Regions from separate parts of the Homo sapiens genome. Here region 1 is linked to region 2. Evidence: chromatin loops called from intact Hi-C (ENCODE). Cell type or tissue: heart right ventricle. All regions are shown on one strand. Links, peaks and the distances in the headings refer to the core of each region. The heading gives the core; the rest is flanking DNA. Region 1 has its middle 17 kb from the start of ATP8B1. Region 2 holds the start of LOC124904310 (a long non-coding RNA gene).

Evidence for each region. Peaks named below come from ENCODE experiments on the same cell type or tissue, not always from the same donor. Only the 100,000 strongest peaks of a DNase experiment are listed, where the experiment ranks them.
Region 1: it touches region 2 in a loop (2.3-fold over the local background); 11 of 110 quality-filtered maps call a loop at or near these places.

What each region holds. Positions count from the first base shown.
Region 1 is chr18:57,812,406-57,828,140 of GRCh38, reverse strand. No RefSeq gene overlaps it. Among named protein-coding and RNA genes, the nearest start is that of ATP8B1, 17 kb to the right of the region's middle. RefSeq lists a silencer at 4,897-5,097 and an enhancer at 11,630-11,924. In heart right ventricle, for the core only: no CTCF peak of the experiment used is centred there; a DNase peak (open chromatin) is centred at 7,940; H3K4me3 peaks cover 583 bases; H3K27ac peaks cover 2,039 bases.
Region 2 is chr18:57,762,687-57,778,421 of GRCh38, reverse strand. The region is part of intron 1 of ATP8B1 (ATPase phospholipid transporting 8B1); the gene reads left to right. LOC124904310 (a long non-coding RNA gene) reads right to left here and starts at 7,330. Exons shown (of 2, transcript XR_007066388.1): 1 at 7,192-7,330; 2 at 1-1,998. It also overlaps the pseudogene MRPS17P7. RefSeq lists an enhancer at 1,398-2,597. In heart right ventricle, for the core only: no CTCF peak of the experiment used is centred there; a DNase peak (open chromatin) is centred at 9,327; H3K27ac peaks cover 6,478 bases.

The sequences.
Region 1 (15,735 bases), core at 3,552-11,551, 51 kb before region 2:
AGTAAGAATTGTGAATTAAATAAAAGCTAATGTGTTAAAATTAAGATAATTATATTTATGTAACAATATGAAAGCTGATTATATGTAACACTGCATGTTGAGGTACGATGTTTGTCAAAAGGAGGCCATCCATCAAGAATGTTTGAACTGTGAAACAAACTCTGCGCCTCTGAAAGATTAAAAAATAGGTTGATTCCACCTTTTTTTTGAGACGGAGTCTCACTCTGTCTCCAGGCTGGAGTGCAGTGGTGCGATCTCGGATCACTACAACCTCCAACTCCCAGGTTCCGGCAATTCTCCTGACTCACTTCCCCAGTGGCTGGGATTACAGGCGCACAGCACCATGCCCAGCTAATTTGTATTTTTGGTAGAGATGGGGTTTCACCATGTCGGCCAGGCTGGTATCGAACTCCTGACCTCAAGTGATCCTCTCGCCTCGGCCCCCCAAAGTGCTTGGATTACAGATGTGAGCCACTGCACCCAGCCTTGGTTCCACCTTTTTAAAGATGTAAATAATGTAAAAACAATCTTGCTGATTTGTTTGATATCATCAGTATTTTGAGTAATCTTAATATTTCCATGCAAGGAAGGAGTACAATATATTTTTCAAAAGATTAAAAGGAAAAAGTAGAAGTTAGAAACTTGCCAGTACTGTTCCTTCAGATGCTATGATTATAGATTGTCATACATGTTCCATAATTATCAATAAAATAGGTGATAATCTTGATATTGCACATCTGTCAAAACTTACCACCACATGTCTTATGAATTTGACAAAATGTTTTGAATTTTGTTTTCCATCAAAAGAAGATACACAAATAGGAAATTCTTAGATCTGGAATCTATTTTTTCCATCACAAAATAGCTTAAATTGACCTGTAATTTTACAGGAGAAATTGTTGGGACTGCCTACTGACGAATGATTAAAGATACATTTTGAAAATACAGCATCACTTGCTTCCTTTTGCAGAAAAGTGAAAAAATTAATATCCTGGGCTTAATCCAATGCTTCAAAATTTCTTCTTCTATTTCTATCACCTTGCGATTTTGGTTTCTCTGTTATAAATGATTTTAAAGCCAAACAGAAATAGTTTAGAACCATATTATGCTCTGTACCCAGAGGTCAGGAGTTCAAAACCAGCCTGGCCAACATGGTGAAACCCCATCTCTACTAAAAAATACAAAAATTAGCTGGGCATGGCTGTGCATACCTGTCGTCCCAGCTACTTGGGAAGCTGAGACAAGAGAATTGCTTGGACCAGGGAGGCGGAGGATGCAGTGAGCCAAGATTGCACCATCGCACTCAAGCCTGGGCGACAGAGTGAGACTTCATCTCTCAAAAAAAAAAAAAAAAAAAAAGTCCAAAACAGATTGAAAAAAGAAAAACTGGTCCTCACCTCGGGTAATTTGAGAAGCACTGATTTAAAATAGTAGCTCTCGATCCTGCTTTATTTCTCTTCATGGCTTTTACTAACACCTCAGATTATAAACCTCTGCCTGTTTGGTCATTTGTTTCTTGCCCATCTCTTAGACTAGGGTGCAGCTCAGTGGGAATAGGAGCCTCCTCATTCACCATTATACTTCTAGATCCTCAGCAGTTGCTGTCGCATGGTAGATGGTCTGTATTTGTTTTCATGGAGAAAGGACTCAGTTCTCAGGCATAACAAGTGAGGTGAATGAGTTCACTTGGCTAAAGTTGCCCAGGATTTCCTCAGTGTCCAGATGCAGTCTCCTTATCTAATATTAAACATGTCTGTTACCAAATATTCTCTATTAATTAGCACTGTTGATACAGCTCTGTGATCACAGCACTTGTCCTGATTTTCTGAGTCCCAGGAATCCTGACACCTAAGCATACTCACTAATAATTGAATGAGCCATTGAATGAGCCATGGACCTGCTATTGAGAATTGGGGACACACAAATAAATTTTAGATATTTTCCTTTTTTTTTTTTTTTGAGATAGAGTCTCACTGTCTCCCAGGCTGGAGTGCAGTGGCATTATTTTGGCTCACTGCAACCTCCACTTCCTGGGTTCAAGCGATTCTCCTGCCTCAGACTTCCAAGTAGCTGGGATTACAGGCACCCACCACCACGTCCAGCTAATTTTTGTATTTTTAGTAGAGATGGGGTTTCATCCTGTTGGCCAGGCTTGTCTCAAACTCCTGATCTCAGGTGACCCACCCACCTGGGCCTCCCAAAGTGCTGGGATTACAGGCGTGAGCCACCACGCCAGGCCCATTTTAGATATTTTCATCCAAATGATCACAATTTTGAACTTTTTTTTTTGTCACAAAAGTGGTAAGTTTTAGTTATCTAGAAAACGAATCAATATAAATGTTTTCATGCCCTGATGAGGGGCTCAATTAATGAGGTCACAAGAAGTCTCTCTCTTGCATGCATTTAGATTATGAAAAAAACCAAGAGGATGAGACTTTTCTTTTTTGAGACACAGTCTCTCTCTGACACCCAGGCTGGAGTGCAGTAGCATGATCACAGCTCACTGCAGCCTTGATCACCTGGGCTCAAGTGATTCTTCCACTTCAGCCTCCCAAATAGCTGGGACTACAGGCACTTGCTACCACACCTGGCTATTTATTTTATTTTATTTTATTTTAAGAGATGGGATCTCACCATGTTGCCCAGGCTGGTCTGGAACTCTCGGATTCAAGCGATCCTCTCGCTTTGGTCTCCCAAATTTCTGGGATTATAGGCATGAGCCACCACTCCTAGCTGAGACTTTTCAAACAAAACTTCAGACTTTTCAAACAGAACTGGCCAGGCGCGGTGGCTAATGGCAAGGTGTGGTGGCTCACGCTTGTAATCGCAACACTCTGGGAGGCCGAGACGGGCGGATCCCTTGAAGTCAGGAGTTCGAGACCAGCCTGGCCAACATGGTGAAACCCTGTCTCTACTAAAAATACAAAAATTAGCTGGGCATGATGGCACGTGCCTGTAATCCCAGCTACTTGGGAGGCTGAGGCAGGAGAATCGCTTGAACCAGGGAGTCGGAGGTTGTGGTGATCTGAGATTGCGCCACTGCATTTCAGCCTGGCAACAGAGTGAGACTCCATCAAAAGAAAGAAAGAAGGAAGGAAGGAAGGAAGGAAGGAAGGAAGGAAGGAAGGAAGGAAGGAAGCAAGCAAGCCCCAAGGAGGGATGCAGAGCAAGATGGCCGAAGAGAAGCCTCCAGCAATTGTTCTGTTCATAGGAACGCCACATTTGCCAACTATCTACACTAAAGAGCACCTTCATAAGAACCAAAAATCAGGTTAGCAATCACAATACGTAGTTTTAAATTCATATCACTGACAGAGGCACTGAAGAGGGTAGAAAGGAAAGTCTTGAATCTCTGATGCCACCCCTCTCCCATCCTCTAGTAGTGGCTACTTAGTGCAGAGAGAGAAACTGTGTGCTTGTGGGAAGAGGAGTGCAGAGGCTGGGGCTTTGCATTAGAACTCAGTGCTGCCAGCACAGGGCAGAACTCAGCTGGTGCCTATGGAGGGAGCATTTAAACCAGCCTTAGCCAGAGGGACATTGCCCATACCAGTGGCTGGAATTTGAGTTTTGGTAAGCCTTGCCACCATGGGCTAAATGGCCCTGGGGTCCTAAATAAACTTAAAAGGCTGTCTAGGCCACAAAGGCTGCAAATCCCAGGCAAGTCCTAGTGCTGCGCTGGGCTTGGAGCCAGGGTACTGTGGGGGCACACAACCTAGTGAGACACTAGTCACGGGTGCTAAGGGAGTACTCCCCCAATCCCAGGCAGCACAGCTTGCAGCAATGAAAGTGACTCCTTCCTTCTGCTTGAATAGAGGAGAGGGAAGAGTAAAGATGACTTTGTTTTGCACCTTGGATACGAGCTCAGCTGCAGGATAGGGCACTGGGCAGAGTCGGGAGGCCCCTATTCCAGGCACTAGCTCCTGGATGACATTTCTAGACACACCTGGGCCAGAAGGGAATCCGCTGCCTTGAAGGGGAGGACCCAGTCCTGGCAGGATCCATCACCTGCTGACTAAAGAGCCCTTGAGCCCTGAATAATCAGCAGTGGTAGCCAGGTAGGATATGCTGTGGGCCCCGGGTGAGAAACTCTGAGATGTGCTGGCTTCAGATGTGACGCAGCATATTCCCAGCTGTAGTGGCTCTGAGGAGAGACTCCTTCTGCTTGAGAAAAGAAGAATAAAGGGGACTTGGTCCTGCAGCTTAGGTATCAGGCCTGCCACAGTGGAGAAGAGCACCAGGCAGCCTCTGGGGGTCCTCAATTCCAGGCCGTGGCTCTTGGACTGCACTTCTGGACCTAACCTGGCCCAGAGAGAAGCCCACTGCCCTGAAGGGTGAGTCCCAGGCCTGGCAGCATTCACCACAAGCTGACTGAAGAGCCCTTGGGCCTTAAGGGCACATTGGTGGTGTCCTGGCAGTCAGTCACCTTCCCTATGCACCTGTGGGAGTGGTGAGTGGTGGACACGGGGAGAGACTCCTCTGCCTGGGGAAAGGGGAGGGAAGAGTGGGAAGAGCTTTTTTATTTTTTTTTTATTTTTATTTTTTTTGTGGTTTCAGTGCTAGCTTAGCTGCAGTAGAATAGAGCACCAGATAGATTCCTAAGGTTTCCAACTCCAGGCCCTAGCTCCTGGATAGCATCTCTGGACCCACTCAGGGGATTTGCCACCCCGAAGGGAATGATACAAGGCTGGCTGGCTTCACCATCAGCTGATTAGAGAACTCTAGGGCCTTGAGCGAACGTAGGTCGTGGTTACAGCAAGCCTTGGGCAAGACCCAGTTCTGTGCTGGCTTTTGATCTGACCCAGTACCGTCCCAGTGGTGGTGGCCACAGGGGTGCTTGTGTCACCCCTCCCCTAGCTCCAAGCAGCTCAGCACAGAGAGACAGACTGTTTGTTTGGGAGAAAATAAGGGCAGAGAACAAGAGTCTTTGTCTGGTAATCTAGAGAATTCTTCTGGATCTTATCCAAGACACCAAGGCTTCTATAACTCTGCAAGAACCGTAGTGTTACTGGGCTTGGGGTAGCACCTAATGCAGATACAGCTGCAGTGACCACAAATGTAGATCACAACACCCAAGTCCTTTAGAATACCTGTAAAGCCTTCCTAAGAATGATGAATATAAAGAAACCCAAACTGCAAAGACTACAATAAATATCTAACTCTTCTATGCCTAGACACCAACAAACATACACAAGCATCAAGACCATCCAGGAAAAAGTGACCTCACCAAACAAACTAAATAAGGCACCGGGGCTAATCTTGGAGAGACAGAAATATGTGACCTTTCAGACGGATAATTGAAAATAGCTGTTTTGAAGAAACTCAAAGAAATTCAAGATCACACAGAGAATGAATTCAGAATCTTATCAGATAAATTTAACAAAGGAATTGAAATGATTAAAAAGAATCAAGCAGAAATGATGCCCCAGGAAATAAGTGTTCACTGAGATGAGAAAAGTGTGAAAACACTGAAGGGTTAGAAGAAAAGATAATCCAGATCTGTTGATCCCAACCTTGGCTGCACACTAGAATTACTTGAATTCTAATGTGAGCAGTTGTAAATCCTGATGCCTGGCCACACTAAACCAATCAAATCAGTAATTTTAAAACTCCACAGGTGATTCCAGTGTGCCTGCAGACTTGCCCACCACTGATCCAGAACAGCCCTCCACAAACCTTAACCTGCATATAAATCATTTTCATTTTTTTTTTTTTTGAGGCAGAGTATTGCTCTATCACCCAGGCTGGAGGGCCGTGGCACAATCTTGACTCACTGCAACTTCTGCCTCCAGGGTTTAAGTGATTCTCATGCCTCAGCCTCCTGAGTAGCTGGGATTATAGGTGTGCATCACCGCATCTAGCTAATTTTGATATTTTTAGTAGAGACAACATTTCACCATGTTGACCATGCTGGTCTCAAACTCCTGGCCTCAAATGCTCTTCCCACCTTGGCCTCCCAAAGTGCTGGAATTAGTGGCATGAGCCACCACACCTGGCCTAAGTCATTTGCATTTCTTTCTTTCTTTCCTTCCTTCCTTCCTTCTTTTGAGACAGCGTCTGGCTCTGTCTCCCAGGTTGGAGTGCAGTGGCTTGATCTCAGCTCACTGCAATCTCTGCCTCCTGCTCTCAAGCCATCTTCCCACCTCAGCCTCCTAAGTAGCTGGGATTACAGGCACATGCCACCACATCTGGCTAATTTTTATATATATATATATATTTGTTGTAGAGATGGGGTTTCGCTGTGTTGCCCAGGCTAGTCTTGAACTCCTGAGCTCAAGCAGTCTGCCAGCCTCGACCTCCCAAAGTGCTGGGATTGCAGCCATGAGCCCCCGCATCTGGCCAAGATGCCGCATGTCTAACAAGCTTCCAACTGCTGCTGCTCCTGGTCCAGGGACCATACTTTGAGGAACAAGCCTCAAGAAGGTAGGTGGCAGGCCAAATTGCAATTGATGAACAAGTAGCAGGATAGCAGGCAAGACTTTGAGAAGCATCTTCAGCACATTATTTTTTTATTGTGGGAAAATATACACAACACAAAATTTACCATCACAACCATTATTATTATTATTTTTTAATTTGAGATGGAGTTTTGCTCTTGTTGCCCAGGGTGGAGTGCAATGGTGCAGTCTTGGCTCACTGCAATCTCCACTTCCCAGGTTCAAGCTCCTGCCTCAGTCTCCCAAGTAGCTGGGATTACAGGCGCCCACCACTACACCCAGCTAATTTTTATATTTTTAGTAGAGACGAGGTTTCATCATGTTGGCCAGGCTGGTCTCGAACTCCTGACCTCAGGTGATCCATTCGCCTTGGCCTCCCAAAGTGCTGGGATTACAGGTGTGAGCCACTGCACTGGGCCTCATCTTAACCATTTTTAAGTATACAGTTCAATGACATTAAGTACAATCATGATTGTGCAACCATCACCACCATCCACCTCCAGAAATTTTTCATCTTCCCAAACAACAACTCTGTCCCCATTAAACACGAACTCCCTCTAACCCCTCTCTCTAGCCCAGCAGTCCCCAGTCTTTTTGGCACCAAGGACTGGTTTTGTGGAGGACAATTTTTCCACAAACCAGGGTGGGGGATGGTTTTGGGATGATTCAAGTGCATTACATTTATTGTGCACTTTGTTTCTATTATTATTACATTGTAATATATAATGAAATAATTATACAGCTCACCATAATGTAGAATCAGTGGGAGCCCTGAGCTTGTTTTCCTGCAACTAGATGGTCCCATCTGGGGGTGATGGGAGACAGTGACAGATCATCACTCTCATAAGGAGTGAACAACCTAGATCCCTTGCCTGTGCAGTTCACAGTAGGGTTTGTGGTCCTGTGAGAATCTAATGCTGCAGCTGATCTGACAGGAGGCGGAGCTCAGGCAGTAATGTGAGTGAGACTGGTACTGGTCTGTGGCCTGGGGGCTGGGGGCCTCTGCTCTAGCCTCTGGCAAACACCATTCTACATTCTGTCTCTATGAATTTAACTATTCTAGGGACCTCACAAAAGTGGAATTGTACAGTATTTATCCTTTTGCGACTGGCTTGTTTTACTTAGCATCATGTTCTCAAGGTTCATTCACATGTCAGAATTTCCTACCTGTTTAAGGCTGAATAATATTTCATTGTATACATAGATGCATTATTTTTGAGCAAATTTATCTCTGTAAGAAAAGTGATCAGCTGTTTTGATTATAAAAGAACATACCCAGGGTGCTTCAGAGCAAAGGGAATCTATTAAACAACACCAAAGTCACTTCCCTAAATGGGCTGTCCTTTGTAATATGAAGATGACCTCCTTCTAGGGGTTCTGATCCGCCATCCTTTTCCCGTTCAACGTCAGTCAGGAAGTTCCTGGTTATCAATGGCATAACACGTTAGTTAGCAAGTAGTCAGCTGCTGCACTGTGATGATGAAGCTCAAAGCTAAGCTGCTGGAATAGGGCCAGAGGGATGAGGTCACCAGTGAGCCTGGCTCTCATGCTCTCAGGTGACCTCAAAGTGACAGAGAAGCTTTCGGTGGAAACACCTCAGTGACAACTCTGGGGACAGCACTGGTAATCAGTTTTTCCTGGTAGAGGTACTGCCGCCTCAGAAAAAGGAGGAAAAATAAATCCCCCAAAGGAAACGAACAAGGAGTTCTTTGCTGGACTAAAATGAAAAGGTTGACACCCAAAAATAAAACAATGTGAGAACATTCCAAAGGAAATACCCGGTCTGCATTTAGAAACATGAGAACTTACTTCCAGCAAGCCAGTAAGAACCAAACTGACCACCTGTGGGGAGTTTTTTTTTTTTTTTTATGAGTCTCAAATATAAGGAAGCTTTCCCCAAGGTCCAATCCTGATACAATCTCACCACGATCCCTGCAGTCTGGGGTTGACTTCTTCCTTGGAGCATAAACTTTTTCCCTGTTGCTCTTTTTCTGTGCTTACTTGGCATTTGTGAAGAAGGACTTATCTAGTTAGCGCTTGAACAGGAGGGAATTTTCTGCTCTGTATTCCAGAAACAGCCTGGCAGGATCTTAGATCTGAGAATTCAATGGGTCTGGGATGGAATGCTTCCTCTGCTACTCAGTATCTTTAGACAAGTTATTTATTTATACTACCACAGTTTCATTTATCTCATTGGTAAAATGAAGCTGAAGATAACTTCCACATAGGATTATCATAACGATGACACAAGATAGTCTTTATAAAAGTGTCTGGTCAATTTTCAAAAAAAGACATTTATGCAACCAACAAACACATGAAAAACAGCTCAACATCACTGACCATTAGAGAAACGCAAAAGAAAACCACAATGAGATACCATCTCACACCAGTCAGAATGGTAATTGTTAACAAATCAAGAAACAACAGATGCTGGCGAGGCTGTGGAGAGATAGGAACACTTTTGTATTCTTGGTGGGGAAGTAAATTAGTTCAACCATTGTGGAAGACAGTGTGGTGAGTCCTCAAAGACTTAGAACTAGAAATACCATTTGACCCAGCAATCCCATTACTGGGTATATACCAAAAGGAATATAAATCATTCTATTATAAAGATACATGTGTGCATATGTTCACTGCAGCACTATTCACAATAGCAAAGACATGGAATCAACCCAAATGCCCATCAATGATAGACTGGATAAAGAAAATGTGGTACATATACACCATGGAATACTATGCAGCCATAAAAAGGAACGAGATCATGTCCTTTGCAGGGACATGGATGGAGCTGGAAGCCATTATCCTCAGCAAACTAACGCAGGAACAGAAAACCAAACACTGGGTGTTCTCACTTATAAGTGGGAGCTGAATAAAGAGAACACATGGACACAGAGGGGAACAACACACACCAGGGCCTGGTGGTGGGGCAGCAGTGCTGGGGCTTGGGGTGGGGGGGCAGGAGGAAGGAGATCATCATGGTAAATAGCGAATGCATGCTGGGCTTAATACCTAAGTGATGCGTTAACAGGTGCAGCAAACCACCATGGCACACATTTACCTATGTAACAAACCTGCACGTCCTGCACATGTATCCTGGAATTTAAAATAAAATTTTAAAAAACTAAAAAAATTAATCAATAAAAGTGTCTGGTTACAGGGCACACTATAAATGTTGGTATGGATGTCCTTTCTGTATTTCTAATCCAGGCACTGTTAGGTAGAGGGAAACCAATGATGAGCATAAGTAGACAATGCCCACCCTCAAAGAGCTTCCAGTGTAGAAGGGAGACAGAGTGGGAAAGGAACAGAGTGATATGAGAATTATGAGAGCTATGATGAGGCTCCTTTGGCAAAGGTTTCTCCTGGAAGAGACCACTGACCTGCAGCCTGGAAGGTAAACTGGCCTTAACCAGGTGAGCGATAAGGCCTGTTCCAGGCCAAGGCCTCAAGGTGGCAAGTGACAGTGTTTGAGAGAAGACAGGATAGCTGAAGCCAAAAGAGAGAAGTTGAAACAGAGTGGAGGGAAGTGCCAGACTGGGCAGAGTGTTGATAGCCATGCCAGGTAGCTTTGTCTTTATTCTAAGATCACGGGAAGTCCTTGGGGGCGGGCAGTCACTGTTGAAGGCTAACATTTCACTTTTGGAAAGCTCCTTGGTCCCAGAGACAGACGGTGGCAGACCGGGATGGTGATGATAGAGATGGAGACAAGAAGATGGATTGGGAGCTTTGGGGGCCATAAAACCATGGGTTTCACATGGTATTTGCTCTAGACGCATTTGGAGAATAAATTGACGAATAGGATTGATGACTGACCCAGACATCAGTCTGAGACACAGGAAAAGTGGTGTGTGTATAATTTGGCTATAACCAGGAATGAAGGAGTGTGCACAGCTTGAATGAGCCCCAAAAACATTCTGCTGCGTGGAAGACATCAGTGACAGTGACAAAGGACCATGTAAGTGATTCCATTTCTATGAGATGTTAAGAATAGGCAAAAACTATTGAGATAAAGGAAATCAGTGGTTGCCAGGGTTGGGGAAATTGAGGGGTGACAGCCAAAGGGTATGGGGTTTCCTCCTGAAGCGATGAAAATGTTTTAAAATTGATTGTGGTGATCATTGAGCAACCCTACGAATATACTAAAATCCATTGAATTGCACATTTTAGATAGGTGAATTGTGTGGTATATAAATTACCTCTTTCTCTCTTTTTTTAGCTATGTCCTACGGGAAGGAATAAATTATATCTCAATGAAACTGTTACCAAAATAAGTCACATGGGGAGAAGAGTGTGAGAAGAAGGCTCATGGTCATGGGTACTGCTGCTCACTGCCTGAATAGTCCAGTGGGCCTGACCCCCAGGGTGGTGAGGTGGGTATTTCCTAACTCAGCATCCTCCCTGGCCCTTAATCCCACTCCCTGATGTTGGCCCTGACTCCTTCCAGAGCAAATGAGATGGTTCTGTCTTCAGACTTCCAGGAAAGGAAAAGAGAGGACAGTGTATTCTTTTTTTTTAAATTAATTAATTAATTAATTAACTAATTCTTTTTTTTGAGACAGAGTCTCGCTCTGTCACCCAGGCTGGAGGGCAATGGCGTGATCTTGGCTCACTCTGACCCCCACCTCCCAGCTTCAAGTGATTCTCCTGCCTCAGCCTCCCGAGTAGCTGGGATTATAGGCATGTGCCACCATGCCTGGCTGACTGTTTTTGTATTTTTTAGTAGAGATGGGGTTTCGCCATATTGGCCAGGCTGGTCTCGAACTCCCAACCTCAGGTGATCTGCCTGCCTTGGCCTCCCAAAGTGCTGAGATTATAGGCGTGCACCAACATGCCCAGCCCAGCAGTGTATTCTTCTAACTACCTCATTGCTACCTACTTCACTCTATGGATCTGGGGCAAAGAACTGTCATGTGACAGCAGCTGCCACTGAACAGTGACTAAGGGGAGGACAGAAACTCCTGCTCATCCTCCAGGTCTCTATTCTTGGAGAAGGTCACCTTCTCCAAGAAGCCTCCTGGGACTTCCAAAAATGAGTCAGGGCCCCTCCTCAGTCTTCTCACGGGCCTTCCCCCTTGTGAACACTTGTCCTACCAGGGATTGATGGCTTGTTTCCTTGCTCTCGGCTCACTGAGCTCTCATCTCCTCCAGGGCCAGCACTGGGGCTTGCTCACCAGTTCTATCCTCAGCACTGTGACAGAGGCTTGTGCAGATCTTATGGCCACAGCAGCCAAAACAAAGATGGGTCTGAGGGAGGTGCTAGGAGTCCCTACTGCGGGGAGCAAAGCGAGCATGAATGAGCATGTGCAGATGACCTCACGCTTCCCTAGAGCAGGGATCACGCTTGCATTGCTCAAGCTCTGGGCGTCTCTCCTCCTTCCAAAACAACTCCAGGTTGTGCACAGAGGTGACACTTCCTGACTGACCAACCTCTCATCTTCTACCCTGTGGGGGACCAACAGGAATCGCCAATGCTCATACTAAAGTGCTTTTGTTTTATTTTCCCTTTCAATACATTGTCTGAACTTTTGAGATTCGGGCTTTAAATGAATGTATCCTTGTTATATATATAAATATATGATATATGTAACATATATGTTATATGTGTAACATATATGTTATATGTGTAACATATATGTTATGTTTTATGTTATATATATTATATATATATTATATCCTTCTGCTGAGGAAGGTTGAGTTTTAAGGTTATTTGCATCTCTCCTAGATCTTACCCTGTTTTTTACTCACTATATTCTTTCTTTAAAAGGTGGAAAGTTTAGTCTTCTCATTTATTTCAGCCAGGAATATATTCAGCTATGAGTGACAGTGAACTGAGAGCTAGTGGCTTAAACACATAAAGATTTTATTTTCTTACTAAAAATAAGTCCAGAGTGGGGGTGGTCTGGGCTGAGGAAGTGGCACCACGATGTCATCAGGGAGCCACGCTCTTTTTATGTTTCTGGTCCACCCTCCTCAGTAAATGACTTCCATCTGCAAAGTCCCCTCAGATCCAAGATGGCAACCACTTAGCAGCCATCATCATCACATCTCTGACTTGAAGACTAAAGAAAAGGGTGTGTTTCTGGACTTTCAGGGAGTTTTTGGAAGTCTCATGTAACATTCTGCCTACACCTCATGGGTCAGAACCTTATCACATGACCACATGACGCTGAAGGGAGACTGGGACACATGGTCCTTTAGCTGGGCATGCTGCTGCCCCCAAATAATATCAGGATCTGTGACTGGGGGAAAGTGGAGTATGGATGGTGAAGCAGGTGAAGTCCCCATCCTCCACCATGCAATTAACTTCCACTGCTGTGTGAGTGTAAATGATATTCCAAGTGAAAGTCTCCTTGCACCCACGTTGACAGGGCTCCTGTGCCTTTTAACTGGGTCAGTCTTTTGGTTCTAGAATAATGGGCAGTGTCCCCTTGTGGCTTGAGGGGGTCTAAACACTGCCTGCTGCAAGAGCTCAAGACGATCTCTCTTCCTCAGACTTGACTGCAACTGCTGCCTAAAATTTCACCACTAAAGAGTTATGCCATTGAGATGAAATATTAATTTCTATTTTAAATGAAGGTATTCTGAGAAGGGTTAACACATAGAACTGCACCCTGTCATTCCTCTTTCATCTAGCAGGAGTGGAGACAGTGAATTGTGGGGAGAGGAGAGACAGCAGTCCTATCACCATCACGGACGTCATTGCTTGAAGAGGGAGGGGCTGGGCTAAGTCTTGGCAGGACCCAGAAAATCAGAGGGTGAGTTTTTCCAGCACCTCAGTGGGGAAAGACAAACCCATGAATAGAGGCTATTGTAAGGGAATGTAGAAAGTGTCCCCAGTAGACTTAGAATCAAAGACTTAGTTTTCAAAGGGAGCTTGGCGATCATCAGGTCAAACACACCCATTTTACAGATGATGAAACGGAGTCTGAAAAAGGCCAAGTGACCTGACTGAGGACCACAAAGGGCTAGTAGCAAGCACAGGTGTCAGACCCTCTCTCCTGATTCCTAGTCCAGGAATTGTTACAAGTTGTTGTTTTCTTTCTTTCTCCTTTCTTTCCTTTCCCCCTTCCCTCCCTTCCTTTCCTCTCCCCTCCCCTCCCCTCTCCTTCCCTTTCCTTTTGACAGTGTCTTACTCTGTTGCCCAGGCTAGTGGCACCATCAAAGCCCATTGCAGACTTGACCTTTTAGGCTCAAGCAATCCTCCTGCTTCAACCTCCCAAATAGCTGGGACTACTACAGGCACATGCCACCATGCCCAATTAAATTTTTTTTGTACAGACAGGGTATCACTATGTTGCCCAGGCTGCTCTTGAACTCCTGACCTCAAGTGATCCTCCTGCCTGAGCCTCCAAAAGTGCTGGGACTGTAGGCATGAGCCACTGTGCCCAGTCACAGGTTGTCTTTTATTTTTGTTCCACAGAGGACTAGGGCTCCTTGGAGAGGGCTGAAGAGGAGAGGAAGGAGGGGTGAAGCTCTGGGTCCTATCAGGTGTGAAACCAGGTTTCATGGGGCCTGAAGTTTATACAACTGAGGAAGAGGAGAGTTCTTTAAGAAAAAAAAAATTACAAAATTTGACCAGGCGTGGTGGCTCATGCCTGTAATCCCAGCACTTTGGGAGGCCAAGGTGGATGGATCACCTGAGGTCCGGAGTTTGAGACCAGCCTGGCCAACATGGTGAAACCCTGTCTCTACTAAAATAAATTAGCCAGGCATGGTGGCTTGTGCCTGTAGTCCAAGATACTTGGGAGACTGAGGCAGGAGAATCACTACAACCCAGGAGGTGGAGGTTGCAGTGAGCCAAGATCACACTACCGCACTCCACCCTGGGCAACAGAGTGAGATTCTGTCTCAAAAAAAATTTTTTTTTACCAAATTAATAATGTAAAATGAGGCATAAGACTTTGGAGAGTCCCTGAAGTTTAAGTATCATTAGCTTTATGGTAAACCTGACACAGGGGCCATCCATTGTGCCAATCATGTCAGCTGCCCCAGTCCCTCCTGTTTTACACATGACTCTCCTGTTTTGAGGTGTTAGAGTTAAAGAAAACAACAACTGAAAGTTCAGTATAAAAAAGTTTAAAAACTACCATTATGCATATCACTGTCACTCAGCACAGCTGAGGACCAGACAGTTTAGCCTACAGAATCACCTGCCAGCATTTGATTGTCTACATCTTTGAGAAATTAAGTATTTTAGGTGAGTCATAGGAAAGATGCCTGTGTAGGTCTTCAGTGCTGGGACTCAGAGAAGCACAGCAATCCTGTGCTTTGACTCACAAGATGGAATGTGAGCAATTCTTGATCAGGTGCCCCACAGATGTCATGGATTGTTTAGATTTGAATACAAGTGCATTTTTAAATTGCTATCCAATGAAGCATTCCTTAAAAAGCCAAGATTTTCTTCTGCATTGTTTCAGAACTGTTAGGAACTGGATTAGGGAATATGATTTGAAGGACAGAAAATATGGATCAGTTAATCATCATCAACCGCTGTGAAATTCCCACCTTTTACTCTTTCATTTGGGATAAAAATATTGAAGATTGTGATTAAATGCCTATATGTTTTGTGTAAGGAGGGTTCATCATTGTATTTTGTGAATTAATTTATTAGATTAGCTACGTTAGCTCTAAAAGGTAAGCAATGGTTTTAGGTCAGTTTTAATTGTAAAGAAAATGTGAAGAGGATAGGTTGGGCAAGGCATCAAGTGGTGGGAAGAGAAGTCTAGGGATCCAGAGAACAAGAAAGACTCCAAAGGGAATAGCCTGGAAAAGATGTTTCATTGTTGCCAAGCTTACCCCAGGTCAATTGCAGTTGGATAAAAGTAAGTGTAACTGAGAAAGATAATCCAAATTCAAATATTTTTGTTGCTGTTTTTAAAAAAATGCATCCTAAAAAACTGCATTACTTTTTGATTGAGAAAGTAGGCCGGGCACGGTGGCTCACGCCTATAATCCCATCACTTTGGGAGGCCAAGGCGAGCAGATCACCTGAGGTCAGGAGTTCAAGACCAGCTTGGCCAATATGGTGAAACCCCATCTCTACTAAAAATGCAAAAAATAGCCGGGCATGGTGGTGTGTGCATGTAGTCCCAGCTACTCGGGAGGCTGAGGCAGGAGAACCACTTGAACCTGGGAGGCAGAGGTTGCAGTAAGCTGAGATTGTGCCACTGCACTCCAGCCTGGGTGACAAGGGTGAAACTCCATCTTAAAAAAAAAAAAAGAGAAAAAGAAAAAGGAATGCATGCCTACACTAAGGCACACTACAGTGATATTTTAGAATCAGAGGAAAAGCTTCCAGAAA
Region 2 (15,735 bases), core at 5,271-13,270:
CGTCTCTATTAAAAAAAAAATACAAAAAATTAGCCGGGCGTAGCGGCGGGCGCCTGTAGTCCCAGCTGCTCCCGAGACTGAGGCAGGAGAATGGCGTGAACCTGGAAGGCGGAGCTTGCAGTGAGCCGAGATCGCACCACTGCACTCCAGCCTGGGCGACAGAGCGAGACTCCGTCTCAAAAAAAAAAAAAAAGAAAAAGAAAAAGAAACTGAGATTATAAATACTTGTGGTTCAAACTGCTAAATTTGGGGGTATTTTGTTAGGCAGCAACAGATAACTAATACAAGGGCAAAGATTTAAGGTACAATTAAAGTTGCCGCTTGCATGTGGGGAGCTCACTATCTGGTAAATGCTTCTGTTGTTGACCATCACTGGAAAGTCAAGATGTGATACCATCATGTTTGTTATTTCCTGATAAAGGGCTCCCACAGTTTCCAAGCTTCAGTTTTGTTCCACCTATTATTTGTTTTTTCATTTAATTTTTGGAATAAGTAATACATGCAAATGGTACAACCTTCGAAAGGTACAAAAGGGTATTAAGTGTCAGCCTTGGCCAGATAAGGTGGCTCACGCCTGTAATCCCAGAACTTTGGGAAGCCAAGGTAGGAGGATCGCTTGAGCCCAGAAGTTCGAAACCAGCTTGGCCAACACGGCAAAACCCTGTCTGTACAAAAACTACAAAAAATTAGCTGGGCATGGTGGCACATGCCTGTAATCCCAGCTACTTGAGAAGCCGAGGTGGGAGGATCACTTCAGCCTGGGAGGCGGAGGTTGCAGTGAGCCGAGATCCCACCGGTGCACTCCAGCTTGGGCAACAGAGTGAGACCCTGTCTCAAAATAAATAAATAAATAAAAAATAAAGTGTCAGTTTTCCTGCCTCCTTTTAACCCAGTTACCCAACTCTCCTACCCAAAGGCACGGGCCATCACCAGTTTATTGGTTATCTTTTTAGAAATCATCTTTGTGTTTACAAACATATATATTCATGTTTCTTTTTTCCCCTGGAACAAATGACAGTGGAATTTGACTTTCAATGGCCTGTCTCAGGAAGATGGTAGATATATAACAGATTGAAATCTTACATAGTTTCTGCATTGGATTCCTGCATTGGATTCCAGCTTTCAATAGATAAGAAATTAGCCTGGCTAGGCACTGTGGCTCACACCTGTAATTCCAGCACTTTCAGATGCTGAGCCGGGCAGATTGCTTGAACCCAAAAGTTCAAGACTAGCCTGGGAAACATAGCGAAATCCCATCTCTACAAAAAATGTAAAAATCAGCTGGGTGTGGTGGCACATGCCTATAGTCCCAGCTACATGGGAGGCTGAGGTGGGAGGAATCACTTGAGCCCAAGAGGTCAAGGCTGCAGTGAGCTGTGATCACACCACCGTACTCCAGCCTGGGCGACAGTGATACCCTATTTAAAAAAAAAAAAAAAAGCCTGAGAAAACAGTTGGAAAGGAAGATAACAGATTGCATAACGATCGGCCTGGAGTAGGACTTAGAGAAGCCATCTGGAGTATTGAAGACATCCAGATGAACTGCTTTTGAAGAAGCTTCCACAGTGGAGTATCTTGTTGACCTTTGAGGGAAGGGGGGTGAAAATAACATATTAGGAAATGTCCTAGACAGTTGTTCCAGCCTTTTCTCCTATTATTTTCTAGCCAACTTCTCCCAAAGAAGGCTTCACATTGTGAAAAATAATTGCTTTTTTCTTTCTTTTTTTTTTTTTTTAGTGACTTGGTTCCAGTCACTTTTAAGGATCTAAGGTGACTCTGAGTTAGACAGGAAATGAGTCCTGAGAACAGATATGAGGAGGAAAGAAAAGGGCTTGCTGTTTTATTTCCCCTCCTTTCTCTCACCTCAGTGGGCAGATCTGGGTGACTGTGGTTGATTGTGTGGGTGGGCTCCCACCCTCCAAAACAAGTCACTCTTTCCCTGCCTGGCCCTGAGACCTCCGTCACTTGTCTTAACCTCTTCATGTCTCTGTTTCTTTCCTGCAAGGTGAAGGTCATTAAACGAGATAATTAAAATTACTTTCAAGAGTGGTAGAAGCCTAATTCACGTGAACTCACATGAATGCGAGGTGGTACTATTACAGTCATTACCTTTAAAATTATAGCAGCATGCCCAACAAGACACAGTGGAGGCAAAGGGTCGTTGGACAGAACTCAGCTGAATGCCAATGTTAGTTTTGTTTCCTTAACGTGTAGTATCGGTTCCAAATGGAATTGAATCATCAAGTATGCTTACCTGGTTTATTATGCCAAGTAACAAGATTGGCCAATCCTTCTTATTTATTGTTCAGAAACTATAGAAGAAAGCAGCCAACAAATGATGATGGTTTTTCAGTGACTCATGCCTCCTTTGATTAGAATCCAATGTAGCCTACTCCTTATCCTGGCATCATTACTAGATATTGCCTTTTATTTTGACTAATGGAGCACATGAATGGATAGATTTTAAAGAAATGCCTAGGCTGGGCGCAGCAGCTCACGCCTGTAATCCCAGCACTTTGGGAGGCCAAGGCAGGCGGATCACCTGAGGTCGGGAGTTTGAGACCAGCCTGATCAATATGGAGAAACGCCGTCTCTACTAAAAATGCAAAATTAGCCGGGTGTGGTGGCACATGTCTGTAATCTCAGCTACTTGGGAGGCTGAGGCAGGAGAATTGCTTGAACCCAGGAGGTGGAGGTTGCAGTGAGCTGAGAATGCACCATTGCACTCCAGCCTGGGCAACAAGAGCGAAACTCCATTTCAAAAAAAAAAAAAAAAAAACATGGCCAGTTGTTTCACTGCTCTCTGACAGAATCCTGACAGAATCTCTTGCTCTAGGTAGAACAACCAATTTTTTATTTTAGGCTACTCATCTGTGACCTTGATAATATGGAGTTAGAATTCCTTCCTCCTTTCTATTTCTTTCCGCACTCCCTGTCTCCTTCTTTCTCTTTCCTCCCTTCTCCCTTCCTCCCTCTCTTCCTTCTTCTGTCTTTCCTTCTCCTTTTCCCTCCATTCCGCCCCTCTCCTTCCTCCTTCCCTCCTCCTTTCTTTTTCTTTCTTTCGTCTCTCTCCCCCTCCTTCCTTCTCTTTCTCTTTTCTTTTTTTGAGACAGGGTCTCCATCTGTCACCCAGGCTGGACTGCAATGACATGATCATTGCTCACTGCAGCCTTGACCCCTGGGCTCAAGCAATCCTCCCGACTCAGCTTTTCAAGTAGCTGGGACTACAGGCACATGCCACCACGCCCAACTACTATTTTTGTACTTTTTGTAGAGACGGGGTTTCACCATGTTGCCCAAGCTGGTCTCGAACTCTCCAGGCTCAAGCAGTGCACCCCTCTTGGCCTCCCAAAGTGTTGGGATTACAGGCATGAGCCACCACACCTGACCTCTGTCTCTCCTTCCTTCTCTTTCTCATCTCCTCTGTGCCAGGCTCTGTCCTGGGTGTTCATCATACAACAAAGAGAAAAGAGACAAGATTCCTGCCCCTATGGAGTTGGCATTCTTGTGTGGAGAAGAGAATAAACACACTAATATGTGGTATTAACATTTATCACACGTTGATGATATATGCAAGGAAAAATAAATAAGCATGAAGGGCAAAAGAGGTGAGGGCTTACTATTTTGTCCAGGTGACTCAGGGAGCCTTATTAATAGGTGACTTTTCATTCAGTCAACAAACATCTGTAAGATAGTTACCGTACATTGTACTGTATTCTGGGTGCTGGGGATGTAGCTAAACAAAATAAGCAAAAATCCCTTTGCTCTGGGAGTGTACATTCCGGTTAGAAGAGATTATTAATAAATAAATTTTATTTATTTTTGAGATGGAGTCTCACACTCTGTCGCCCAGGCTGGAGTGCAATGGCACAATCTCAGCTCACTGCAACCTCCGCCTCCAGGTTCAAGCAGTTCTCCTGCCCCAGCCTACCATGTAGCTGGGATTACAGGCACACACCATCATGTCCAGCTAATTTTTGTATTTTTGTAGAGACGGGGCTTCGCCATGTTGGCCAGGCTGGTCTCAGACTCCTGACCTCAGGTGTTCCACCTGCCTTGGCCTCCCAAAGTGCTGGGATTATAGGCATGAGCCACTGTGCCCAGCCTAATAAATTTTAAAGTCTGATAGCAGATGAGAAGTGCTATGGACAACAATGTAAAGAAGGGGGACTGGCAAGGCTGGGGTTTAAATATGGTGGTGATTGATTGGGCTCCTAAAAAGGTGACATTAGAGCTAGGACAGTAAGGTGAGGGGCTAAGCCTTGTGGCTACGGGGGAAGAGCATTCCAGGTACAGGAACAGACACTGTGTGGCCCCAAGCTCCAGGACCAGGGAGACAGCAGGGTGGCTGTAGATGAGAGGGAAAGAGAGCAGGTAGATTTTGGGTTTTACTCTGAGAGAAGTGAGAACCCACTGCAGAGTTTCGAGCCGAGGAGTAACTCCATCTGATTACCTTTGGAAAGAATCAGCCTGCCCTCCATGTTGGAGCTAGACTGAAGGGCATGCTGTCTGGGGCTACCTCTAATCCGGGTGAGGGAGAACAGAGCTTCAGCCAAGCAGCTTGCAGGGAGGTGAGGAGAGGTTTTAGGTTCTGGAAACATTTGGAAGGCAGAGCCTAGGGCTTACGGATGAATAGGGAGCAGGGTAGGAGGGAAGATGAGACTCCAGCATGACTCTAGGTGTTTGGCATGAGCACCTGGGAGATGGGGTTGCCTTTTACTGACGTGAGGAAGCCTGGGGGATAATGGAGTTATGAGGGAAATTGAGGGGTTCAGTCTTAGGTTTGAGTAGACACTTGAAGTTTGAAATTTAGCTTCCTTTGGCTAAATATGGAAACATTTGGGGGAACCACCCTCTTCTTGAATAAAATGCTAATAAGTGCGTATAGAATGTCAGGGCCAAATAAGAACCCTTGCAGAGTTCAGCTGCCTGCAGCAGTTGCTAAGGCTAGAAACTGGGCACCTTTTTCAATGTTTTTCCTCCCAGACCCCCTGCCCGGATGAAGTGAGTTGTAAAATGCTGCCTCTGCCTCTGAAAGTTCTGCCAGAAATCCCACCCTTTCTGTCTGCACCACCTTATTAGCCTCCGCCTTTGGCCCCTGTTGCCAGAGGACAGTAAGGACTTTCTGCACTCTTGTCTTGGCCACAGATTAACACCATCTTTTCCTGGAGTCCTTGGTCAGGGTTATCATTTCTTTCTTTTCTTTTTTTTTTTTTTTTTAAGACAGAGTCTCGCTCTGTCACCCAGGCTGGAGTGCAATGGTGTGATCTTGGCTCACTGCGTCCTCTGCCTCCTGTGTTAAGAGATTTTCCTGCTTCAGCCTCCTGAGTAGCTGGAATTACAGGCATGCACCACCACACCCAGCTAATTTTTGTATTTTTAGTAGAGATTTGTTAGTAGAGCCTCTGCCTCCCGTAGTGTTGGAATTACAGGCATGAGCCACCGCTCCAGGCCTAGGGTTATCATTTCTAAAATGCAAATCTGATTAAAACAGTTCATGTTGTTGAGGCCCCAGCCTCTTTGCACAGATGGATCCTGCACTTCTGCTCCCCACCTCCTCACCTCTGCAGGTGCTTCAACTTCAGGAACCAACTCACTTCTTCCAGAATAGCTTCCTAGGCCCCCTTCCCTGCTCTATGTCCTCATCGTCCCTGTTACTTCTCCATCACAGCAGAGAGGCTTCTGTGCGCCGAATTCCTAGGGTCTGCCTTACCTTAGACTTTAAGCTTCATAGGGACAGGAGCCACGTTGCTCACCAGCAGCTGACTGAATACCTGCCACGAGGTCGGGACGTGTTGTTTACTCAATGCATGGGAGAACTCAGATGGCCTCTCCCTGCTTAGCACACAAATTCCAAATGCCGCTAGCACCCAAGGCCTTCCCAGCCTTGCCTCAGTCTGCTTTCCAGTCTCCTCTTCCAACTCTCTTCTTCTTCCTCCCCTGTCTACCCGCACTTTAGTAACTGAACTAATCCTGTGTGCCTTCAGTGCTGCAGAATATTTGCCCCCAGGGATTTCTTTCCAGAAATGCCTTTCTCCTCTCACTTTCTATCTCCCAATCAGATAGTGGCCCAGCTTGGGACTTGACCTTCAAGGCCAACTCAGCATCCCTCCTGTCTCTCTCCATCCCTGATCATCAGGTATAATTGACTGCTTTCTCCTCCACTTCTCCCGCTAGCAATACTCACAGTGAATGTCATGGTAAGGTGTTTATTTGCCACTGATGGGCGGGTAGTAGAGGAACAATGGAATTTTACATTTTAGGAGGCTTGTTCCTTATAATTATCTTAGCTCTTTTATAAAGCACTGATAGGTAACAAAATTACAGGTTTGAACTCAGAAAGCTTGCAAAGTTTTTGTTTTTGTTTTGTTTTTAGGATAACTTTAGGGAGATTTCTAAGTATTGTATAGGTTCAGTTAACCAACATAACATGTTTTTTAGGAGTATAAACATTATAGAGATGTCTGCCGACTAATTAGTATGTCGATTGTAGTTTTAATCGTGAAAATTGGGGTGGGAACAGCTAAAGGCAGAGCTAACTGGTTTTTTCCCAGGTATTTATCATGAGTTGTGTGCCTTAGGCTGTGTTCCCTTTTGAATGTGGTTTTTCTGGTTGTTCTGACAGCACTGCTAAGTGTGCCCTTTGACATTACTGGAGAACTAATTTATATTGATGGTGCCACTCATATCTTTGGAAACTGGATATGTTCTGATCAGCTCATTGATTTCTAACCTGTAGGATTACAGTAAAATTTAGACCTGAGGCACCACCCAGAAACTCCTGCTGCTGTATGTGGCCTGAATGAATCAAAATATGCTTGGACAGCTCATTATTTAACAGAAAACTCTGCCTTTGGCTTTTGAAGAGCAGATGTCCAAATGTAACTTGTCAGCCTGATTTTTGGAAGCTTGAGCAAGGGGAACCTGGTTATCTCAGACCATTTCGTAATTATAAAGAAAGTGAATTGAAGGATCAGGAAGTAAGTGAATTGAAGGATCAGGAAGTAAGGGAATTGCCTAACAATAGGAGATGCACCACGCCCAGTGCTGAGAGAGGTAGACTATATCACGCTTAATAAAACTGTCTGAATGAGTGATGGACTACTCCCATATCCTCTAAAGGAGGTAGTCTGACTCCTACAGAAACAGCTCCATTTTGATTTTAGGAGGTGGTTGTGATATAAGACTTACCATCTTAATTCTGCCATCAGTTGCAATCAGCATTAATTGCAAATCTCTTTCTGACAAAAATTCAAGTCCAGGCAGGGTGCAATGGCTCACGCCTGTAATTCCAGCACTTTGGGAGGCTGAGGTGGGCAGATCACTTGAAAAGGAGTTCAAAACCAGCCTGACCAACATGGTGAAACCCTGTCTCTACTAAAAATACAAAAATTAGCTAGGTGTGGTGGCACGTGCCTGTAATCCCAGCTATCAGGAAGCTGAGGCAGGAGAATCGCTTGAACCTAGGAGGCAGAAGTTGCAGTGAGCCGAGATCGTGCCACTGCACTCCAGCCTGGGCGACAGAGCGAGACTCTGTTACAGAACAAAACAAACAAAATTCACATCCATGTTTCTAGAAGAACGGTGACTTTAACTCGTATCTGACTGTCCCTTTGCTGTTCTGTCCTTAACATTGGGGCATGTTGACATGTTTTCACCTACAGGTATATTGCCATGAACTTGCGATCTGCCGCAGTAGGCAAGCCCCAGTATACCTGTCCCCTGCGTGTGGTTTGCCCCCAAGGGGTAGCCTCCCCACTGGCTGGCTTGCAGTGCATCTCAAAGTCCCTGTCTCAGCCTCTCCTTCTCCTCTATCCCATTTCTACCCATCTGGAGCTCCTGCCTCAACAATTTGGCTCCAGGGGTACCCTGTTCTGAGGGTGGGCCGGCTGGAGGCAGGAGAAAGGAGCCTTGTGTCTCACGGAGTGAGGAAGATCCCAAACTGGATGGAGGCAAAGTGGATGGTAACTAAATTCTGTGGTGCCATTGCATATAGAACACAGGCCTGTCAAGGCAAGTGGCATTTTGTGGACTGCTCTGGAAAGTGCTAAACAAATTTTGAGACATCTAACCGAAATGTGAAATATTGGACTGCGGTTCCCATTGGCAGCTGGGGTGGGTGGGCACCTAGGGAAGCTTGCTAGGCTGAGGCACTTCTGCCTGAGTGCAAGAAAAAGCAGTTCTCATTAGCTGGGCATGGTGGCATGCACCTGTAGTCCCAGCTACTCAGGAGGCTGAGGCAGGAGAATCGCTTGAACCTGGGAGGCAGAGGTTGCAGTGAGCTGAGATCGCACCACTGCACTTCAGCCTGAGTGAGAGAGTGAGACTCTGTCTCAAAAAAAAAAAAAAAAAAATGCAGTTCAGCAGTTCTCAGCATGAGGGTTTTATGAGCAGGATGCTGGGCTGGCTGGGTTTTAATCTGGACTCTACCGCACACTTGTGAGACCATGGACAAGTTTCTTGACCTCAGTGTCTTCATTTATACAAGGGGAATAACAGGACCTACCTTATTGGATCCTTGTATATTTAAATGCATTTGTGTGTGTTAAATGTTTGGTATGGTACTTGACACATAGCATTGGCTCAATAAATGCTAGCTGGTGCTATCATTAATACATTATGAAATCAGAATTACAAATAAAAGTTCTTCGATCAGATCTACTATTTGCTGTGCATTTGGGATGCCCCAGGCTCAGTGCTCCTGAATGAGCTTACTTTCCCCACATCCATTTCAATTATCTACTCTGGAGTCATCTTTGGCCGTTTCTTGCCATTTGAGATAGTCCGATGGCATTTATGATATTTTAAAAATCAATTTAGAGTGAAGTGTGTGTGTTTTCATGAATTAAGGCTCAAACCAGTTGCCTACTGGCTTAATGAAGTACTAGCAGTTTCTTGCTTTACCCCAGCACCTCCAAGGAGCCTTGCACTGAGTTTCTTGCTGGTGGGTCTTGATTTTTAACTAAATGAGGAATTGGTGAATGAATGGTCTTCCATTCACAGTGGGTTTGGAGTGGGAAGGCGCACGGGCATACCTAGAAAGGCTCTAGAGAAACTAGCTTTATTTGAACCCAAGGAAGGCATTTAATAGCAGAGCAGGGAGAAGGGAGCCAATCAGATCTGGCAGGGCAGGCCCAGGAGGAAATACGGCTCTGAGGATGGAAGAGTCGTGGGGCAGGCAGAATGCGTGGCTCTAGGGAATGGCGGCCAGGCCTTCCTGGCCATCAGAGGTTTTGCGCAATGCATACACTTGGCTCTGCTTTCTTTCTGAGCTGGTCCTCCCCTTAATATGCCTGGGTCAGACCACGGTTGAGCAAGGAAGCTGTCCTGTCTGAGTACACTTCCCAAAGCCACCTGTCACTCACCATCAAGATAAGGATACTCAGCCACCCACCTTACTCACTGGGAAGCTGCCCACCTGATCCTTCATGGAAAGTGGAAGGCGGGCTCTGTTTATCTAGGCTGGTAAAGTCCTTGTGGAGCAGCTGGGAAAACAAGAACATCTCTGAATTTGTAGAATTATCATCTACCTCTGGCTTCTTGGACTTTTTAACTGGTTACAGTGTTTGCTGCTATGGTCAGCCCAAGGGTTAAGCCTTTCTCTTGGGTGTGTGTTTCATTTTACAGCATAACTCATTTCCTCCTTGCATCAATTTCCACTTCTATCCTTGGCATAGGGATTTGTTACCAACTTGGCATGCAACCGTCTCTTGCATTTTATTTTTAGAACTTGGAGTAAGGATTAGCTATGTAATATTTTGAATCCTTCATACTGACTTTGGTAAAATACACAATAGAGAAAGCTTTAAAAGCTTAGCTTTTTTTTTTTTTTTTTGGCATGTAAACAGTAAAAATGGCCTTTTAGAATTCTAATCTGGACTATGTTTTCCTCCCTCAATTCCCTTGACTGGTTATTTTTAGGATTTACAGATGGCTTTGGAGAATAGGTATGATTCTAGGATTCTTCTTAGTAGCTTAAGAAAATTCTTTTTTTTCTTTTCTTTTCTTTTCTTTTTTTTTTTTTTTTTTTTTTTTGAGACAGGGTCTCACTCTGTTGCCCAGGCTGGAGTACAGTGGCATGATCTTTGCTCACTGCAACCTCCGCCTCCTGGGTTCAAGCAATTTTCCTGCCTCAGCCTCCCCAGTAGCTGGGACTACAGGTGCCCCCCACCACACCTGGCTAATTTTTGTATCTCTTAGTAGAGATGGGGTTTCACTATGTTGGCAAGGCTGGTCTCGAACTCCTGACTGCAGGTGATCTGCCTGCCTCAGCCTCCCAAAATGCTGGGATTACAGGCGTGAGCCACTGCTCCCAGCCAGAATTCCTTATATCTCATTATAAAAGTGATATCTAGGATATTTGTAGACTGTATATAATGTATAATTGTTAATTGTCTTGCTTTATACCCTATAGATTTTTTAAAAATCAATTTAGAGCTCTCTGTGTATATATTTGTATGTGTGTGTGTTTTCATGAGTGAAGACCCAAACCAGTTGCTTGCTGGCTTCAGGCAGTAAAACCAAAATGCCTGGCAAGTCTTAGATCTAATCCTGCTTATACTTCATTTCCTGGACCAGTGCTGGCTTAGGGAACTTTCTGGGATGATGAAAGTGTTCTGCTTTTTTTTTTTTTAGATGGAGTTTTGCTCTCGTTGCCCAAGCTGGAGTGCAATGGCACGATCTTGGCTCACTGCAACCTCTGCCTCCTGGGTTCAAGCGATTCTCCTGCCTCAGCCTCCTGAGTAGCTGAGATTACAGGCGCGCACCACCAAGCCTGGTTAATTTTTTGTTATTTTAGTAGAAACAAGGTTTCACCATGTTAGCGAGGCTGGTCTCGAACTCCTGACCTTAGGTGATCCACCCACCTCGCCCTCCCCAAGTGCTGGCATTACAGGCATGAGCCACCGAGCCTGGCCCAAAAGCGTTCCTGTTTCTAGCCCCTAGTCACAGGTGGCTGTTGAACACTTGAAATGAGGCTAGTGCAACTGCTGATCTGGCTTCTAATTTTAGCTAATTTAATAGCCACACATGGCTCGTGGCCACTGTACTGGATGGCACAATGGCCTTGGGTTTTTCTTACCTGAGCAGCAGAAGGCTTTCTGAGGAAATGGAGCTTGGGTTGTGTGAGATGATGCGAGAATTAGAGGGGCATGTACAACTGCCCCCTTCCCCACCTGCTTAGTCTGCGACTCTACTGGACCTATGCCTTCTCCCGGAGCTGATGAGCTCACCTTAGTTCTTAGAGCTTCAATTCTTGAATGCTGCAAGCCTGCCTGAGGTTGGCTTCCTTTTATCCTGTGGATAAACTGTAGGATTCCAACGTCCTTTTTGATAGACCTCACCTCTCTCTTCCTTATTCATTACTTTCCCCATCACTCTCTGACTGCCCATGACATGGAAAGATTTGCAATTTCAAGAACAGGCTGTTCTTACCTCTAGACCTGTGCAAATCGGACACTCTCCACCTGAAATGCTCTGTCCCTTTCATGCACCTGTCTGACTCCTACATGTCCTGTAGGTCTCAGGTTAGACCTCAATTTCTGCAACACCTCCTCTAGGAAAGGCTTTCTTGACCTCTCCTAGGACAGGTGGATGCATTACCTAGTATGTATACTGGGTGGATTCCCATCACAGCACACTTGATTGAAACTGCTTCTTTACCTACAAGTCCCTCCTCCTGCCCTAGAGCTTCTTAAAGGGTGGTCCCTGTACCGGCAGCACTGGCATCACCCGGGAGCTTGATGGAAATGAAGAGTCTTGGACCCCAGCCCAGTCCCCCTGAGTCAGAAATCCTGAGTGTAGGTGCTAGCAATTTGTGCTCAACAAGCCCACCAGAGGATTTTCATATGTGCTAAAGTTTCAGAGCCATTGGGCTGAACTCTTAGCCCCATTAAGGTAGGATGTGTGATTTTTGGTTTCCCACTGTCCCTAGCTTTTAGCACACTGCCTGGCTAGATACTTGAGAAACACAGTCAGAGAAGAAATTCCAGTTATTCTTTTGGCAACTTGTCTGATCAGGAAATTTTTTAGTTGAAATCAGTTTAAATCTCTTCTCCTTTCTCCAAAGGAGATAAAGAACAACTGAGTACTTAAAAAAAATTTATTGTTATCTGGGCTCGGTGGCTCCTGCCTGTGGATCACCTGAGGTCAGGAGTTCGAGACCAGCCTGGCCAATATGGTGAAACCGTGTCTTTACTAAAAATACAAAAAATCAGCCAGGCGTGGTGGCAGGCACCTGTAATCCCAGCTACTTGGGAGGCTGAGGCAGGAGAATCACTTGAATCTGGGAGGCAGAGGTTGCAGTGAGCCAAGATGGCACCATTGCACTCCAGCCTGGGCAACAAGAGCAAAACTCTGTCTCAAAAAAAGAAAAGAAAAGAAAAAAAAATTATTGTGATAAAATATACACAACATACAATCTACCATCTTAACATTTTTTTTTTTCTTTTTGAGACAGAGTCTTGCTTTGTTGCCCCAGCTGGAGTGCAATAGCATGATCTCAGCTCACTGCAACCTCTGCCTCCGGGGTTCGAGCGATTCTCCTGCCTCAGCCTCCTGAGTAGCTGAGATTACAGGCACCTGCCACCATGCCCGGCTAATTTTTGTATTTTTAGTAAAGACGGGGTTTCACCATGTTGGCCAGACTGGTCTCTAACTCCTGCCCTCAGATGATCCAGTCAGCTTCCCAAAGTGCTCGGATTACAGGTGTGAGCCAATGCGCTTGACCTTAACCTTTTTTTTTTTTTTTCTTTTGAGACAGAGTCTCACTCTGTCACCCAGGCTAGAGTGCAGTGGCGCGATCTTGGCTTACTGCAACCTCCACCTCCTGGGTTCAAGCAATTTTCCTGCCTTAACCTCCTAAGTAGCTGGGACTACAGGTGCCCGCCACTATGTCTGGCTAATTTTTTGTATTTTTAGTAGAGACGCGGTTTCACCATATTGACCAGGCTGGTCTCGAACTCCTGACCTTGTGATCCGCCTGCCTTGACCTCCCAAAGTGCTGGGATTAAAGGCATGAGCCACTGCACCCGACCCAACCATTTTTAATTATACACTTCAGTGTCTTTAAGGGCATTCACATGGTTGTGCAGCCATCACCGCCATCCACCTCCAGAAGTTCTTCTCCAACTGAAGCTCTGCACTCATTAAACAACTCCCCTTCCTCCCAACCTTTGGCAACCATCATCCTGCTTTCTGTCTCTGAATTTGCCTACTCTGCATTCCTAATGTAAGTGAAATCATACATCATGTGTCCTTCTGTGACTGGTTTATTTTACTTAGCATGTCTTTATGCATGTGCCAGGATTTCCTTTTTAAGGCCAAATGATAGTTCCTTGTCTCTATACCACATTTTGTGTATCCAGTTATCAGATAGCATTTGGATTGTTTCTACCTCTTTGCTTTTGTGAATATCACTGTTGTGAACATGGGTCTACTGTATAAATATCTGCTCGGATTCCTGCCTTCAATTCTTTTGGGTATATACCCAGAAGTGAGATTGCTAGATCCTATGGTAATTCTATGTTTATTTTTTGAGGAACCATTATGCTGTTTTCCACAGTGGCTACACCGTTTTATATTCCCACTGGCAGTGCAAAAGTGTTTCAACTCCTCTGCAGCCTCACCAACACTTATTTTCTGTTTTTTTTTTTTTTTTTTTTTTTGACAACTGAAAGTGAAAAGTTAATTCAAGAATAGTGTCAGGCTGGGCACAGTGTCTCACACCTGTAATCCTAGCATTTTGGGAGGCTGAGGCAGGTGGATCACTTGAGGCCAGGAGTTTGAGACCAGCCTGCCTAACATGGTAAAACCCCATCTCTACTAAAAATACAAAAATTAGCCGGGTGTGGTGGCAGGAGCTTGTAATCACAGCTACTGAGGAGGCTGAGGCAGGAGAAACACTTGAACCCAGGAGGCAGAGGTTGCAGTGAGCCGAGATCACACCACTGCACTCCAGCCTGGGCTACAGAGCAAGACTCGGTATGAAAGAAAGAAAGAAAGAGAGAAAGAGAGAAAGAAAGAAAGAGAGAAAGAGAGAAAAAGAGAAAGAAAGAAAGAAAGAGGGAGAGAAAGAAAGAAAAAGAAAGAAAGAAAGAAAAAGAAAGAAAGAAAGAAGGAAGGAAGAAAAGAAGAAAGAAAGAAGGAAGGAAGGAAGGAAAGAAGGAAGGAAGGAAGGCAGGCTCCCTGGGGCAGGTGGCTGCACAGTCATGGCGGAGGTGACCAAAGCCACATCATGTCCGTCGTTCGTTCATCTGTCCATGCCAGATGGATCGTGGGGAAGGTGATTGGGACAAAAATACAAAAGACTGCTAAAGCGAGAGTGACCGGGCTTGTTCTGGATCCCTATTTATTAAAGTATTATAATAAGTGGAAAACCTCCTTTGTTCACGATGGCCTTCGGCAGTGCACAGCTGGGGATATCGTGCTTCTCAGAGCTTTACCTGTCCCATGAACGAAGCATGTGAAACATGAACAGGCCAAGATCATTTTCAAAGTTGGAAAAGTCATAGATCCAGTGACAGGAAAGCCCCGTGCAGGAACTACCTACCTGGAGAGTCTGTTGAGTTTAGAAACTACCCAGCTAAGCAAAAATCTGGAAGAACTCAGTATCTCTTCGGCACACTGAAGGAGGAGTGGAAGGAGCTAAAGGGAAAGATTGACATGTTTATGTTATGCAAAAATAAATTTTTCAAAGCTTCATCCCCCCGCCCCCCAAAAAAAAGAACAGTGAAGAATTGTGTCAGAGGAAGAGAAAGTTTTCCAAACTTTCTTCAATTTACTTACTTGGTCAATTAAAACCCAGACATTGAGTACTTATTGTGTGATAAGTTGCTATGTTAAAAGAAATGACATCAATAGAATTGATTCTAGTAGGTTCTGTTTAGTTCTAACAAACTTGAAAATGTTTGTTGGAATTTGAAAAATAAATGCATATGAAAGCTTAAATGTTGAAATGTTACCTCTCGTTTCTGATACAATTTGTGGAAACAGAGCTCTATCTTTAGAGTACAATTTTTTTTTTTTCTTTTGAGATGGGGTTTCGCTCTTCTTGCCCAGGCTGGAGTGCTGTGGCACGATCTCGGCTCACCGCAATCTCCGCCTCCCAGGTTCAAGCGAATCTCCTGCCTTAGCCTCCCTAGTAGCTGGGATTATAGGCACGTGCCACCAAGCCCGGCTGATTTTGTATTTTTAGTAGAGACAGGGCCTCTCCATGTTGGTCAGGCTGGTCTCGAACCTTGACCTCAGGTGATCTGCCCGCTTCGGCTTCCCAAAGTGCTGGGATTACAGGCATGAGCCACCGCGCCCGGCCTAGAGTACAATTTTTTAACAACCATTTCATTCTGACAATCAATCCTAAGAAATGACTTGATAACAGTGCAAAAAACGTGTGTTCAAGGAGTTCATTTTCCCTCACTTAGATTCTCATTCTTTGAACTCCTGACTTTCTTAGAACTCCAAGTGCCAGTTATCTTTGGATCAAGAGAAGTAATCTCTATCAACATCTGGTTGCTATGTCTCAGATTTTTAAAAGATTGTTCAAGGCTGTAAAGACACAGCCTTGAATTACTACGTTTGGGAAGCACATTGCTTCATCAGGAGATAATGGGTTTGGTAGTTTAAGTAACAGAGAGTATTGCTGTAGGAAAGATATTCCAAGTGTTAAAAAGGAACAATGAAAAAGCAAAAAAGTAAGTAGGTTCATGTTTATGGTGCTGGGCACATGCACCACTGTTC